2 separate regions of the Homo sapiens genome follow, and region 2 is linked to region 1. A link is a loop called in an ENCODE intact Hi-C map of the cell type or tissue named here. Cell type or tissue: MCF 10A. All regions are shown on one strand.

The links. A loop is a pair of places that touch in the nucleus more often than their neighbours do. Peaks named below come from ENCODE experiments on the same cell type or tissue, not always from the same donor. Only the 100,000 strongest peaks of a DNase experiment are listed, where the experiment ranks them.
Region 2: a loop joins it to region 1, with 5 times the contacts of the local background. A loop is called at or near these places in 3 of 110 quality-filtered maps.

Annotation. Positions count from the first base shown.
Region 1 is chr7:105,145,679-105,153,678 of GRCh38, forward strand. It overlaps SRPK2 (SRSF protein kinase 2), which reads right to left. Exons shown (of 16, transcript NM_182692.3): 8 at 815-980. Among named protein-coding and RNA genes, the nearest start is that of KMT2E, 140 kb to the left of the region's middle. In MCF 10A, a CTCF peak has its summit at 7,403 (motif pointing right); a DNase peak (open chromatin) is centred at 4,363.
Region 2 is chr7:105,216,255-105,224,254 of GRCh38, forward strand. The region is part of intron 2 of SRPK2 (SRSF protein kinase 2); the gene reads right to left. Among named protein-coding and RNA genes, the nearest start is that of SRPK2, 170 kb to the right of the region's middle. In MCF 10A, no CTCF peak of the experiment used is centred here; a DNase peak (open chromatin) is centred at 3,707.

The DNA of each region.
Region 1 (8,000 bases):
GTAGATGTACATCGATATTTGGAATCTATTTTGCAAGCTTTCTATAATTTAAATCAAATACTGCAGTTGGTATGCAGCAAATAGTCTAGGAATCACATGATTAAACCCCTACACCAGGGTCAAAAGCTTAACAGGCTGGGTCCATGATCTAAACAACACCCTGATGGCAGTAAAGGAGATGTGAAGAGAGCCCCAGGCAGTCCCAGGAGCCTCAGCCCTTTAGTATCCATGCTTGCCTGACAACACACAAAGGCACAGATCATGGTGTCGAAGAGTGAGAAGCACAGTCCACACTTCACTGCACCACCTCCCCGACCCCGCCCCAGAAATAAAGATATCCCAATACTCAGGTCACTTGATCTTCTTCCCCCACCATCAGGCCTTTTCTAACTAACTCCAAATCTGTTGATACAACTCAGGTTGACATAGCTATGCTAAATGGACAACAAGAATTTATGTACACAAAATTGAAGCCAGAAAAATATTCTGATGACTAAAGGTCAGCTACAGGAAAGCTGTTACTATGTTCTCCTCTGCAGAGAAGCTGGCAACAGAAAAAACTGTTCAAATATAGATGAAGCAGCAACTACAAATTTAAATGGCCTTTTAAAGGGGGACAAAAGTAAATACTTCCAATATTAAAATATAATGTAGCTGGGGCATTTTCCATTTCAAGGGTGCAGTTATTTCCAGCAATTAAACTTTTCCAAAATCTTCCTTATGTGTAACGTTTGATTCAGATACCTTCAACAACTGCAACTTTGCAAGCTCCCAATGCCCCCACACTGAAATGAAGCTGGCTCAGCTCCCTCACCTGCAGACCCTGAAGGAGGAGGAGCACCTGCTTTCTGCCACTCAGTGGCCTCAGCTGCCATTCTTCTCACATATGCATCATCCACACACATCAAGATATTTTCCGGCTTTATGTCAGTATGAATGATCTTGCACTTACTGTGTAAGTAATCTAACCCTTGAAGGACCTGGATATAGTAAAATCAAGAGAGAAGATAAGCTATTAATATCTCATTATATAACTTTTATTTATTTGAAAAACATGTAATACAATGCCAGGGTACAAAGTTTGATAAACACAAAAGGATATTTAGTAAAAATCTCCCTCCCATGCCTACCCACATTGGAATCCAGCTCTCCTTTCCATAAGCAACCAGTGTGTATAATTTCAGAGATTATTTATGCTCGTGGAAGCAAATGCATCTACATACAGTTGAACCTTGAACAACACAGGTTTGAACTGCATGGGTTCCCTTATACACAGATTGTCTTCCACCTCTGCCACTCCTGAGACAGCAAGACCAACCCCTCAGCCTACTCAACGCGAAGATAATGAGGATGAAGACCTTTATGATCATCTACTTCATATGATCTATCCACTTAATGAATAGTAAGTATATTTTCTCTTCTTTATGATTGTCTTAACATTCTTTTCTCTAGCTTACTTTGTTGTAAAAATATGCTATATAACACACATACAAAATACATGTTAATTGGTCATGTGATCATTAAGGATTCTGATCAACAGTAGGCTAGTAATTCATGTATCATACAATTGACCCCTTTAGGTATACAATTCAATGGATTTTAGATGTGCGACTATCATTACTATTTATTTTTTAAATTTTTTATGTATTTATTTTTTGAGACAGAGTCTCGCTCTGTCACCCAGGCTGGAGTGCAGTGGCACAATCTTGGCTCACTGCAACCTCCGCCTCCCAGGTTCAAGCAATTCTCCTGCCTCAGCCTCCCAAGCAGCTGGGATTACAGGCGTATGCCACCACGCCTGGCTAATTTTTTTTGTATTTTTAGTAGAGACGGGGTTTTACCATATTGGCCAGTGGTCTCGAACTCCTGACCTTGTGATCCACCTGTCTCGACCTCCCAAAGTACTGGGATTACAGGCGTGAGCCACCACACACGGCAACTACCACCACTATTTAAATGACAACATTTTCATTGCTCCAAAAAGAAACAACATATTCATCAGCATTCACTTCCCATCTCTCTCCTACCCCTTCTAACCCTTAGCAACCACTAATCTACTTGCTGATTCTGGACATTTCCTATAAATGGAATCATATAAAGTATTTTTTTGTAACTGGCATAATGTTTTCAAGTTTGACTCTTGTGCAGCATGTATTAGTACTTCGCTTATTCTTATTGGCAAACAGTATTCCACTGTATGGAGATACAACATTGTGTTTATCCCTTCACCTCATGAACATTTGGGTTATTTTCACTTTAGGGGCTATAAAAATAATACTGCTATTCACACTCGTGTATACATTTTTGTGTGAACATACTTTTTTTGAGGGGAGGTATATACCTAGGAGTTACCGTACTTAGGTCATATGGTGCCTCTATATTTAGCTTTTTGATGAACTGCCAAAGTGTCTTCCACAGTGGCTGCACCATTTTACATTCCTATCACCAATGTATGAGGGTTCCAATTCTTCGCCCTGAACAACACTTACTATCGTTTTTTACTTTATCCACCCAAGTGGATATGAAGTATCTTGTTGTAGTTTTGATCTACATTTCCCTGATGGCTAATGATGTCCATACATTTTTAACACTGCAAGAGAAGGGGGGCTTGATTTAAATAGAAAATAGCCTTGGTATCTAGACAACCCTACAGCATTATACTAAAAGAAAGTGATGAACCAAGATATTCATATTTCTCATATTAAAACAATCAAAAACTTACAGTGTCAGTGACCTAAATACAAGGTCAGTGTTTTTCTATAATTATTTCCACTGGAGAATAATTTTTTCAATTATTTCCATAAACAAAATTTATTTTTACAAAACAGATCATGTTCTCATATAAGCATTAGAAATTCCAAATGTTAAGCAAATATTACATCAATGACCATTCAAACAATGAATTGAATAGGCATTTTGTTCACAAGAGACAGGAAGTGTTATATGTTTCACATCATCCAATGTAGGGAAAAGAGAGATCCGACTGTTACTGTGTCTATGTAGAAAGGAAAGACATAAGAGACTCCATTTTGAAAAAGACCTGTACTTTAAACAACTGCTTTGCTGAGATGTTGTTAATTTGTAGCTTTGCCCCAGCCACTTTGCTCCAGCCACTTTGACCCAACCTGGAGCTCACAAAAACATGTGTTATATGAAATCAAGGTTTAAGGGATCCAGGGCTCTGCAGGACATGCCTTGTTAACAAAATGTTTACAAGCAGTATACTTGGTAAAAGTCATCGCCATTCTCTAGTCTCAATAAACCAGGGGCACAATGCACTGTGGAAAGCTGCAGGGACCTCTGCCCTTGAAAGCTGGGTATTGTCCAAGGTTTCTCCCCATGTGATAGTCTGAAATATGGCCTCGTGGGATGAGAAAGACCTGACCGTCCCCCAGCCCAACACCCATAAAGGGTCTGTGCTGAGATGGATTAGTAAAAGAGGAAAGCCTCTTGCAGTTGAGATAGAGGAAGGCCACTGTCTCCTGCCTGCCCCTGGGAACTGAATGTCTCGGTATAAAACCCGATTATACATTTGTTCAATTCTCAGATGAGAGAAAAACCGCCCTATGGTGGGAGGTGAGACATGTTTGCAGTAATGCTGCCTTGTTATTCTTTACTCCACTAAGATGTTTGGGTGGAGAGAAACATAAATCTGGTGTACGTGCACGTCCAGTCATAGTACCTTCCCTTGAACTTAATTATGACATAGATTCTATTGCTCACGTGTTTGTTGCTGACCTTCTCCTTATTATCACCCTGCCCTCCTACTACATTCCTTTTTGCTGAAATAATGAAGATAATAATCAATAAAAACTGAGGGAACTCAGAGACCGGTGCCGGTGCAGGTCCTTGGTATGCTGGGCGCCAGTCCCCTGGGCCCACTGTTGTTTCTCTATACTTTGTCTCTGTGTCTTATTTCTTTTCTCAGTCTCTCGTCCCACCCGACTAGAAATACCCACAGGTGTGGAGGGGCAGGCCACTCCTTCAATCCAACACTGAAATATTCCCAGTTTAATCGACAGTGGAAGGCATCTGATCAACAGTAAGCTATTAGTAGTTAGCCTACTGTTAGTAGAAGTTAAAGTAGCATTATGAAGTGAGAGGGAACAAAGATTTTACAAGGAAAATGAAAACAGGAATACCTCTTAAAAACGATCAAAATCCCTACAAACATTTAAAACAACTTTACCTTACAGAGTATTTTTACATAAATTCACTGAATGTGCATCGCCTGAGCTCCTATCACATGCCATTATTCCAGGTGTTTGATATATAAAAGCTCCCAGGCTTCATGTTGCTTACAGTCCTCATATCCTCACAGAGGTTACCAATTCAGGACAGGAAATGAGTATGACGGGTGGGGTAATTGGCCAAAAAAAAAACCAAGATGAATCATGGGCATGGCAAATATGATTTAATAAGATACTGACAAGTTCCTAGTAAGTACCAGTGAAGTAGATAAAACTAGGATAAGATTTTAAGACATTTTTTGCCTTAGAATATTTACTGTTTTGGATAATACTGCAATTAGGATATGTTTAAATTACATTTAAAATGTCAAGGCCGGGCTCAGCCTTGCCTTGTAATCCCAGCCCTTCGGGAAGCCGAGGCAGGCAGATCACTTGAGGCCAGGAGTGCGAGACCAGCCTGGCCAACATGGCGAAACCCTGTCTCTACTAAAAACACAAAAAAACTGCACAGGCATAGTGGCACAGGCAAGGTAGCACACGCCTGTAATCCCAGCTACTCAAGAGGCTGAGGCACAAGGCGGAGGTCACAGTGAGCTGAGATCATGGCACTGCACTCCAACCTAGGCGACAGAATAAAACTCTGTCTAAAAGGAAAAAAGAAAAAAAGCAAATAAAATGTCAAAGGACCAATAGTAAGAAAGATAACATGATGTAAAATATTTCCATGGAGAACATGGTTATACTTTTGAAGGAAACACAATCCAATGGGCTCATGTTATTCAACGACATTCATGCATCTTCCTGGTGCAAACTGAATAATATGTGGAGTTCTATATCTGAACAACAAAAGAGATTCTGAAAAGTACAAGAAATTAATGGATAGGCACATTGATGATGTCCAGCCCATAGAGGTCAAAGGAATACGATTTTTGAAAAATCGTTTTCCAACTAAAATTGTATTTCGGTATCAAATACTATCTCAAGGTAAAAATGTCAGTATCTTTCTTTCCTAAAATATATTTGACCATTTTCTCATGCACGAGAGTTGTCCTATCTTTCCACCTTGGCTTCTTTCACAGTTCAAAGGTTGATTCACTGTGCGGGAGGCTGCACAGTTAAGAGTTAATGTGCCTCAGTGTGCAAATGTGTTCACATGAGGTCCCAATGACAATGATGCACCTCATGACAAGCAAGAAGTGATCTCAGTAAAAACTTAAAGTTCCAGATTTTTTTTAAAAAAAATTGGCTATTGCACTCAACTAGGCTAACTTTCCTAAAACAGCAATGGGCAATAAACACAAGAAAAATACTTTGCCACTGGGACAAATAAAGTTAGTTAAGATAATTGAAACCATTAAAGGAAATGGCAACAGGGCAGCGTTAAAAACATGACCTTGGATTCAGACTGCTCTTAAATTACTGCTCAACCATTTACTCATTGTGTTACCCCTGGGCAAGCTGTTTAAGCTGTTTGAGCTTTCATTCTCATCTATGGGAGGGGGAAACACCTGTTACACACAAATGTAGCAATAAGCTTTAGAAATAATCTACGGAAAACTCACAAAAACAAAGTCTAGCACACAAGAAACTTAAATGGTAAAACGTATCTAAGTCAGAAGACTTGTACTGATATTGACTTATTGAATTATGATTTTTCATCACTTTTTAAAAATTAATTTCTTTTTAGAGATGGGATCCCGCTATGTTCCCAGGCTGGAGTGCAGTGGCTATTCAGAGGTGTAAGTAAAGCACACTGAAGCCTCAAGCTTCTGGCCTCAAGTGATCCTCTTGCTTCAGCCTCCCAAGTGGCTGGGATTACAGGTGTGAGCCACCACATCCAGCTTCCTAAGTCACTTATTAAAGTTCTCTGGGTTGGCTGGCACGATGGCTCACACCTGTAATCCCAGCACTTTGGGAGGTCAAGGCAGGTGGATCACCTGAGGTCTGGAGTTCAAGACCAGCCTGGCCAACACGGTGAAACCCCCTCTCTACTAAAAATACAAAAATAAGCCAGGCATGGTGGTGCATGCCTGTAATCGCTGCTACTCAGGAGGTTGAGGCAGGAGAATCACTTGAACCCAGAAAGCGGTGGTTGCAGTGAGCTGAGATCGTGTCACCACACTCCAGTATGGGCAACAGAGTGAGGTTCTGTCTCAAAAAAAAAAAAAAAAAAATTATCTGGGTCTCAGTTGTTTCCATTTCTAATATAAAAGGACTATACTTGATAACCCGTATGGTACATCCCAGCAACAAAACTTTGATTCCATAATTTAATTTTGAACTACTTTTTTCTTTTTTTGAGATGGAGTCTCACTCTATCACCCAGGCTGGAGTGCAGTGGCACGATCTTGGCTCACTGCAACCTCCACCTACTGGGTTCAAGCAATTCTCCTGCCTCAGCCTCCCTAGTAGCTGGGATTACAGGCACATGTCACCATGCCCAGCTACTTTTTGTATTTTAGTAGAGACGGGGTTTTCGCCATGTTGGCCAGGCTGGTCTCAAACTCCTGACCTCAGGTGATCTACACATTTCGGCCTCCCAAAGTGCTAGGATTACAGGCGTGAGCCACCATGCCTGGCCAGAACTACTATTTTTAAATGGTTTTATTTTCAAAAATAACATTTGTCTTTCCAGTGAAGTTTTAAGTAATAATGCACCCCAGAATCAACCAACATTGACGAGAACTCCTACAATTATTTATACAGGATAACTGTGACAATGGGAAAAACAAAAACACAAACCAAAAGGAATCATGTTTCATCCCCATGGATAGATCTCCCCTTGCAAAATCTGACAGAGTTAAGTCTTTACTAATTCTTTCCTCTGTTGCTTTTACTTGTCAAATCACAGTATGTTCATCTTTCTTGCCTAAAAACCTTAATACGGCTGGGCGCGGTGACTCACGCCTGTAATCCCAGCACTTTGGGAGGCCGAAATGGGCGGATCACAAGGTCAGGAGATCCAGACCATCCTGGCCAACATGGTGAAACCCCATCTCTACTAAAAATACAAAAATTAGCTGGGTGTGGTGGTGCATGCCTGTAATCCCAGCTATTCAGGAGTCTGAGGCACAAGAATTGCTTGAACTCAGGAGGCGGAGGTTGCAGTGAGCCGAGATCGCGCCACTGCACTCCAGCCTGGTGACAGAGCAAGATTCCGTCTCAAAAACAAACAAAAAACCTTAATACTTGGTGCTAGCAGCAGGAGGCAGCAGAGATCCTTTGGCTGCCAGGGAAGCTGAGATCAACCTAAGCCCAGACGAGCCAGGGACGTGACTCTCAATCATCCCACTCAGGGAGCCATTTCACACACATGAGGAACAAGTGCCAGGTTTCTCTGGGTAAAGTCAGACTTTGAGTTCAGCAGCAGTGCGGAAAAGAAGGCTAAGTCTAGGGCTGGGAGCTAGAAGCCCCGAGTCCCATTCCAAATTAACTAGCTACAGGTTCAGAGAAAGTTCCTTCTTTTCCTTGAACCTCAAATTCATCTTCAAAATAAGGGGCTTGGTTAAAATGGTCTCAAAGCTTGCTTTCTGTACATCAACATTTGTGTCAGATACCATCTATTACTGGTCTTCGCAACACAAATCTGCTCCTCTCCACCACAACTTGATTGAAATAGGTCCTGTAATCTTGTAGATAAGTCGGGGAACAGTCAAGCATAATGTGGAGACTCCTCTAAAGACTGTCTCCCTGGCCTTGCTCACAGCCCAGAGTGCAAAGCTTCCCCCAAAATTCTGAACTGTAAAAAGAAATAGAATGAGAGCAACTTTCCAAATTATGCTCTGCTACTGGTGATAAGCGGTGGACTTT
Region 2 (8,000 bases), 71 kb after region 1:
GATGAATAAAAAGATGCAGAGCACTGTGTATGCTATGTATCATTTGTTTTACACAGACATCCTAAGCACTGGATGGAGCAACAAGCCAATAATGGTTGTCTCCAGGAAAAGGAACTCAGTGACTGGTGAGATGAAGGAAAGGAGGTAATTTTTTCAAGATTCTTATCACCCCCCAAAAACTCCTTTCAGGAGTTCAAGACCAGTCTGGCCAATATGGTGAAAACTCATCTCTATCAAAAAAATACAAGTATTAGCAGGGCATGGTGGCACGCGCCTGTGGTCCCAACTACTCAGGAGGCTGAAGCAGGAGAATCACTTTAACTCGGGAGGCAGAGGTTGGCAGTGAGCCGAGATCGCACCACTGTACTCCAGCCTGGGCAACAGAATGAGACCCTGTCTCCAAAAAAAAAAAAAAAGAGAGAGAGAGAGAGACACCACCACAACAACAAAATAACTGTTACAGTCATGGTAAAGTTGCAACTAATTATCCTAGGGCTGGAGAGTCAAGATACAAGCCACAGTCCAAATGTACAGCTTTCTGGTAACAAGGCTCTAGGTTAGGCTGAATACCTGTTCCATCACTTACCAATCCATGAGAACTCAAGCCAGTGACCATTTCTCTAGGCTTCTGATGCACATTAGAGTGTTGTAAATATTAAAAGAGATGACACATAAATCCCCTGCCATGGTAACTGTGTACATGGTAGGCATTCAATAAAGGTTAATCCTCACCTCCCCACTCTTCTGGTATGTGGTGACAATAAAACTGTTTATTCAGGGTTCCAGCTGTGACCAATAAATACACCTTGATACATTACGCACGATACTGCTACAGGCCTTTTGGCATATCTGGAGTTCCTCCCATTCCTCTCTGTTCATCTCTGACTATCCTAACTGCAAAGGTCAACATCGATCCCACCACCTAACAACCCTCTGCTTCTAAATCTATGTATTTTATAATCATGATTAGTTAAGAGATTTCTTGAGAAGGTTACAAACAGTTAATTATCACATACTTCTACAAGGCAATATGACAAAGGCAGTATTTGGTGAGAAAAAAAAAGATTTAAAGTTGAACATAAAAAGTGACTTACCTAATTAAGCGGAATAGAAATTCAAAACATACAGTGGTGCTGAGACTAGCACCCATGAAACCAAATACTATAAATTATTCTCTCTTGCATTCACAGAAGACACAGAAGACACTGTGCCATACAGCACAACTGTATCTGACAAATGAAGACTGTCCTGAAATGTATCAAATCCATATACCTGACAGAGCAGGACTAAAGCCCCACCAGTGGAAGCATCCCACCAATGCAGACTGATACTCTCAGAACTGATTTTCTCCTTCCCTTGTGTCATGAATCTTGTGATTCTAACCCACAGTTCCAAATTCTGCAGGATTATCCCAAGTATAGAGAATATTCCTTATTTACTTGTTCAAGAAATACTTACAAAGCTCAAACTATTTTACTGCTAAAATGAGAAAAAAATGAGTCTTTTCTCATGGTACCAGGAATCTAACAGATAGATCAGATAGAAATAAAAATTAGAGCATAAAACAAGGCAGAACGTAGCTTGATAACATTACTTCTTTAATTAACTCAAGGCATATTCAATGTATCCAATTTCCAGTCTCCTGTATAATTCCCAGGGGATACAATAGCAAAAACAAAACATGTGGAAAGGTATACATGTTCTCTCCAGCTGGCTGAGTGCCTAAAAATTCTCAAAGAAAGGAGAGAAAATTGAAGAGGCCTATGACGAAGAAAAAGGTGTCAATAGATCTAGCTAGGAAAGGGCGTTCTAGGCAGGAGGACATGATGGCCTGAGCAGGAGAAGGTATGGCAGCAAGAAAGGGCTCATCCACTTCTGCCGGCACACAAGGTACCCAAAGGAGAATATTGGCAGAAGTGCTAGAGAAAGGTTGAGACCAGATTTTGACACCCTGGGGTGAAGAATTTGAAGTTAATTTGCTAGGAAATAAAATGCTACACAAAGTTAAATCTATTTCTTTCGGAAGCTATAACACAATAGTTCTCAAATAGAACTATACAGCACAAACAAGTGGAAGTTTTTCAAAATGCAAAAGTGAGAATCAAGAGATTCTTCTGACTCAGTAGGTCAGGAATGTAGCCTGGGAGCATGTCACCAGGTGACTGATACACACCCATGGTTAAGAATCAATGCTCCAAGGAATCATTACCATCTCTAACGGGTGTCAACTGGCAATGCACTAACGTGAGTTTATGGTCCAAACACAAGTAAGGAAAGTAGATACAAATAGACGTAGGTAAAGAAAGGCAGATAGAAATAAGAATTTGTAATGGTCCAAAAGGTTTAATGAAAAGGACCTCCACTTATAATAAATGATGTTTCCTAAGAAGTTACTGCATGAATCAGTTTTCAATCACCTACTACAAGTGAAGTAAAACTAATTTTTAGTGAATTCTATTAAAATATAAATAATCATACCACAATGTATTTAGAGTTCCAACTCAGAAAAGCATGCCTAAGGGAGTTATAATTTAAGCATGACTGGGGACTGAGTGACACCTTAAATATGACTGATAAATCCTATTCATTTTTCTTTTCTCCTTCGTAGTTGAAAAGAAAAAGAAGAAAACCCCAAAGAACAAATAAAAGAAAAAAAATCAAGGAACAAGAAATTCAACAATTTTTTTTAAAAAAATAATGAGAATAGAGAAGAGATGACAACTAGAAAGAACATAAGCAGCTATAAGCAAAAGTGGCCGCAGAAATAGATACTGACCAGAAAACAGTCCACCCTGGGACCACAAGAGCTTCAGCACTACAACCAGGGGCGGGGGAGACATTCTGGGGGATGATGCTGGAGACACATAGCTTCGTTGGATGGAGTGGTCGGCGCATACTTCCCACACTCCCACACCTCCAGTGTAACCAGATCACAATCTTTTCCAAGGCAGAAGACGGAACATTTTGGAGACACTAGGCACAAGGATATATAGTACTGGGCTAAGAAACAGTCTTTATGATGAACAGTTAGAATCAGACCAGGATCTTAGTCTCCTTACTCCACTCTGCTCCCAGAACATATCCCCGGCTCATGTCTACGCCCTGGACAGGAATACGGAGACTTCTTCACTGGAGAAACTAAATAGCCCCACTCAGGCCAGGCCTATGTATCATTATAACAGAATTACTTTTTTCACCCTTCCCTTTAAAACTAATGATCTTCAAGAAGACTTATGTTTTACTCACTAGGTTCTGCTCCTATATGCAAGATCCTTTCAGGCTTTTAAGTGCTAGAAGCCACTCCCTGTTTACTAAGTATGACGTTAGCTATGTGCCTAAGAACAGACTGAGCCTTAGTCCCTACGTACTTAGTAGAGCTCCTTACTTAGACATTAAATAACAGATGTTGAATGAAAAATCACAAGTGAAAAAGTATATGCCTAATGCTTGGTAAACTATTTAAGCCTACAATCTAATACTCTGATTTCATAATCTGACAGTGATCATAAACTTTTAAAATGTTACTCAAATTTGCAGTATTTAAGAGTAATATTTCCTACTCATTTATTTTCCCAAAATATGTAGGTACCGTGTGAAAGCACACAAAATTCTGTTTATTTAGTGGAGATAATGTTTCTATGTATTAGGAGTTCATGAGTAAAGAATCTTGCTAATGACTCAGCCACAAACTGGTGGCAAGAACAGGCAAAAATTCCTAACCAGTGTACACCTGACTTAGAGCCATGTAAGCCAAATAGCCTATTCATCACTACTTAGTAGGGAGAAGTTTAAGAACTCAAATAGTATCTGACTTAATCATAAAAAATGAAATACGGTTTAATCAAGTGATTAATGTTTTTAAAATAAGCAGGCAAAAAACTAAACATAGGGAAAAATAATGCAGTTTAAATGTGGCTATAAAATAAATACTTTATATACAGAATAAGTAGTTTTGTTTTTCCTAATTCTTAGATCCACTTACGATTTTAACAGTCTAGCTTGTGCCGGGTGTGGTGGCTCACACCTGTAACCGGGAGGCGGAGGCGGGCAGATCACAGGGTCAAGAGATCGATACCAGCCTGGCCAACATGGTAAAATCCCATCTCTACTAAAAATACAAAAATTAGCTGGGCGTGGTGGCGCACACCTGTATCCCAGTTACTCAGGAAGCTGAGGCAGGAGAATCGCTTGAACCTGGGAGGCAGAGGTTGCAGTGAGCTGAGATCGCACCACTGCACTCCAGCCTGGCGACAGAGCGAGACTCCATCTCAAAAAAGAAAAAAAGAGTTAATACAAGTGTTCAAAAACTCAAATTTAAATTGTAAAAGAACTAACATTAAGAAAAAAAGTCTAGCTTGTCATACTTAGCTAAAACAAAGTCTTTCAATCATTTATTAGTATATGAAACAAACCACCAAAAGAATCTAAAACTAGCATACCATTTACCACTCCAGTTGAATGTCACTATATTGTTTTCACTAAGACTCACTTTAACCATTTTTTTTTTCCATCAAGACATCCAGACCCCCAGCCCTGATTTGATGTCATCCCAGGATGTGTCTCATTTGTTTCAGAAGCCATCTTGAATTGTTTAAAATGTTTTAAAGGTTTCCCTTTACAATAGTCTAATCCTTTCAAAAAGTGGGGTCAGGGGCAGGAAGAGCTATACAATAATTTTTTGGTACTGGAGGTAAATAAGAGTAGAAAATGAAAAAATAAATTATAAATCATTACTTCAAAAAATATTAGCAGTATTTATTTGGCAGAATCAGAAAATAAAGTTCATGTGAGCTAACTGGTCTAATAAAAAGGTTTACTAAACCCACACACCAGTTTTCGACAAAAATCTCTAAAACATATTACGGATATTCCTCAACTCACGATGAGGAATATCCAAAACACCCTTCATAAAGTTGAAAAATCCTAAGTCAAGTCATTATGAGGGACTTGTATCTGCTGTTGCCATTATACGCTTGTCTTTACTAACTAAATAATATTTCACTCCTGTCACTAGAATTTGAAAAGTACAGAGTAGTAGTTAAAGGCATAGTCTTAAAAGTTGAGAGCTTGGTTTAAGTTCCAGCTCCATCAGTTATAAACCCTGTGGCTTTGAGCGAGTGATACCCACTTTTCTCACCAATCTTATTCTTTCTCCAGCTACAACAGTCCTCATGCCCTTCTTGAATCCAGACAAGAATCTACACTGCCTGATGATCTGGTTTACGAAAGCCTGTACATTTTTTCTGGGATTTCAAACCAATATCACACCAACGCCAAATGCTACTTTGGCCCCAACCATACCTATTTGCCAAGGTCAGCATCACGGAGCATTCTGTCACTACTGCCTCAATTTCCATCCCTGAAACAAGATGCTGCTTTTTTCTGTGGTGTCTCCCTTATATAACCCCCTGTCCACAACAGTCCTAACCATATCCTTTGCCATCTATCTGTGGCGCCACATCCCTCTCCCCACTCAACCCATCTTCCTTTTTAACAGAGCCAACTTTCCAAAATTAACATACAACTGGTGATTTTTCTGCTTGAAAAGTAGTATTTATTTTTCTTCGGATTACCAAAATAATATTTGTTCATTATCTGTAAATCACAGGGCTATAAACAAACTAATTCTTTACAGCCCTAGTATCCACAGATAAACCAAAATAACTCCATTTATTTCCTCTCAATTTTTACCCAGATATAATTTGAGATCCCTCTTTTCATAAACATCTTCTCCTATCATTAAAAACACTGTAAAATATCACTTTAGCAGGCACTTCATCATACACGTCTACCAAAACTACTGAACCATTCCTTTGTTTCCAGTCTTGGGAAGATTGTATATACTGTGAAAAACATCTTTAATCATGCATCTTTGTCTATACCTTACCAATTAAATTGTTAGGGCACAGTACCAGAAGTAAAACTGCCAGATCAAAGATTATACACATTTTAAAACCAAACATAATGCCAAACTGCTTTGCAAAATTCTGTGTAGCACTCTAAACACCAGGAAGAATCTTTATTGGCAGTTAAACTGCTTCTGATGCCCTTGCACAGACTTTAATAGAGAGACATCGTACCAACAAAAGAATTGTTCCTCACAATAACTTGTAACTTAATATTAACAAGTAACATTCCTTTTTAGGAAAATATTAAAAGCACTAAAATCAAAGGCTTAAAACTTAAAATCTGAAGTAAAATTTAACCAAACAATAACTGAAGACAATAGTCTAACAATTTAAGCATTTTAAGCAGAAAATAGTTTTTTAACCATAAAATCATTAGTAAGTTTGAAACTTCTATTTTTGCCTACTTTAGTATCTACTCTGAGCAGTGCTAACTCTTTAAATACTATAATGCCAAAGCATTCCTTAAAAGTTTTCCATCATTAGTTACATTTTTGAGAAAGATCAATCTGGTATAAATATAGAAATTCAATCCATAATAACATTAGTTTTAAAACATAATTCAGAAAGATTTACACTTATGGCAAATATAACCACACCAGCCATTTACTATAAAGTTCTGTGTTTGTTTCATCATGAAGAAGAATGATATGGCCTCTGACCTCATGGAGTCGTCTGTGGAACGACAGTGGAATTAGCAGAGAAATTTATAATTTTACTGATGAAAAAAAAACAGCTAAACTCTAGTATGTGGTAAGAATCAGGCATTATCTATTTGCTTTCACATTTATTCAAATACATTCTTTTAAGTTTTAATTTTCTTAAAGGCACAAATGACACAGAAAAAACTTTCCTACTGAGACAATTACTCTTTGTGAAAAATAAGAGGTAGGCTGAAGTGGCCCAGCTGACCACTGAGCGCATACAGTCCAGGGCCTCAGCCCAGGGCCCCAGTCGAGGAACGGCATGTTGGGACCACAAGATCTCACAACCTCCATTTGTCCAGACCGGGCTCAAGCGCAATAAATCCAAAAAACATCTGTCATCTCTTCAGCTGAAAAAAGCTCAACTGCAACTATTCTTTGTCACTGCCTTCCAGATCCTTTTCCTAATGTGAGCAAACCTGAAAAGGCCTCCAAAGAGGCTCCTAATAGGCTGACCAGAAAGTCACAGAATCTGTTTCCACATTTTAATAACCCAGACAGAACACGGAGTTGAAGGCTGTTTCTTTGCACTTTGTCCCTGACATACATACCTCCCTGCCCAAGTGTCAAAAAATTAAATGTCTCCCATCTCAGCTCAACCTTGTGTCTTCTACCCTATAAAAAGCCATTCTTCCTTATTTTAGCCAGATTCTACTTTTCTTTCAACAATCATCTCAAACCTTATTGACTCCCTGTGAATTGTCTATGTCCCCCACAGATCTCAACTATAGCACCTCCCGGGGTTCCTCTTGTATTTTAATTAACCACATACATGTTTTCCTCTGCCACTAGAGATGAAGCACTTGCAGGGTTTAGCTAAAATTTCCACATACATCTCTCTCCTTGCACACACATACAAGAGTTTCTTGAAGCTAATTTTTGTCAAGCTATACTCAGAAAGCAATGAAATCAATACACAGCTTTTTTAAAAAATGAAATAAAAGTATAAAATACCTAAGTGTGCTTCATGCGGTAAAAGTATTGTTTCTTGAGACATATTTCAGTTGTGTGTGAACAGATCTGTATATGCCTCGAGTTACACAAAATAACATATAAAAAATATTGCTCAAGGGTCTTAAGGAGCAGGCTATGCATATCTTCAAATATGCAAATTTAGATATATATTCCCCACCTGGAATTTTTGATTAAATTCTGAAACAGAGCTCTAGTTTTAGTTTATTTCATATGGATAACCAATTGTTCCAGCAATTATTTATTTTAGATTGAGTTACACACATATGCTGAATTTACAGATTTTTAAACGACATCTGTACCATATTAAGCAGCCCCATTCTATATTTTTAAATATTTATATTTTATGAGTCTATATATTCATTCAAAAGTGATTTTATGCCCTTTAATAATATTTTGTAATTTTTTTCATAAAGGT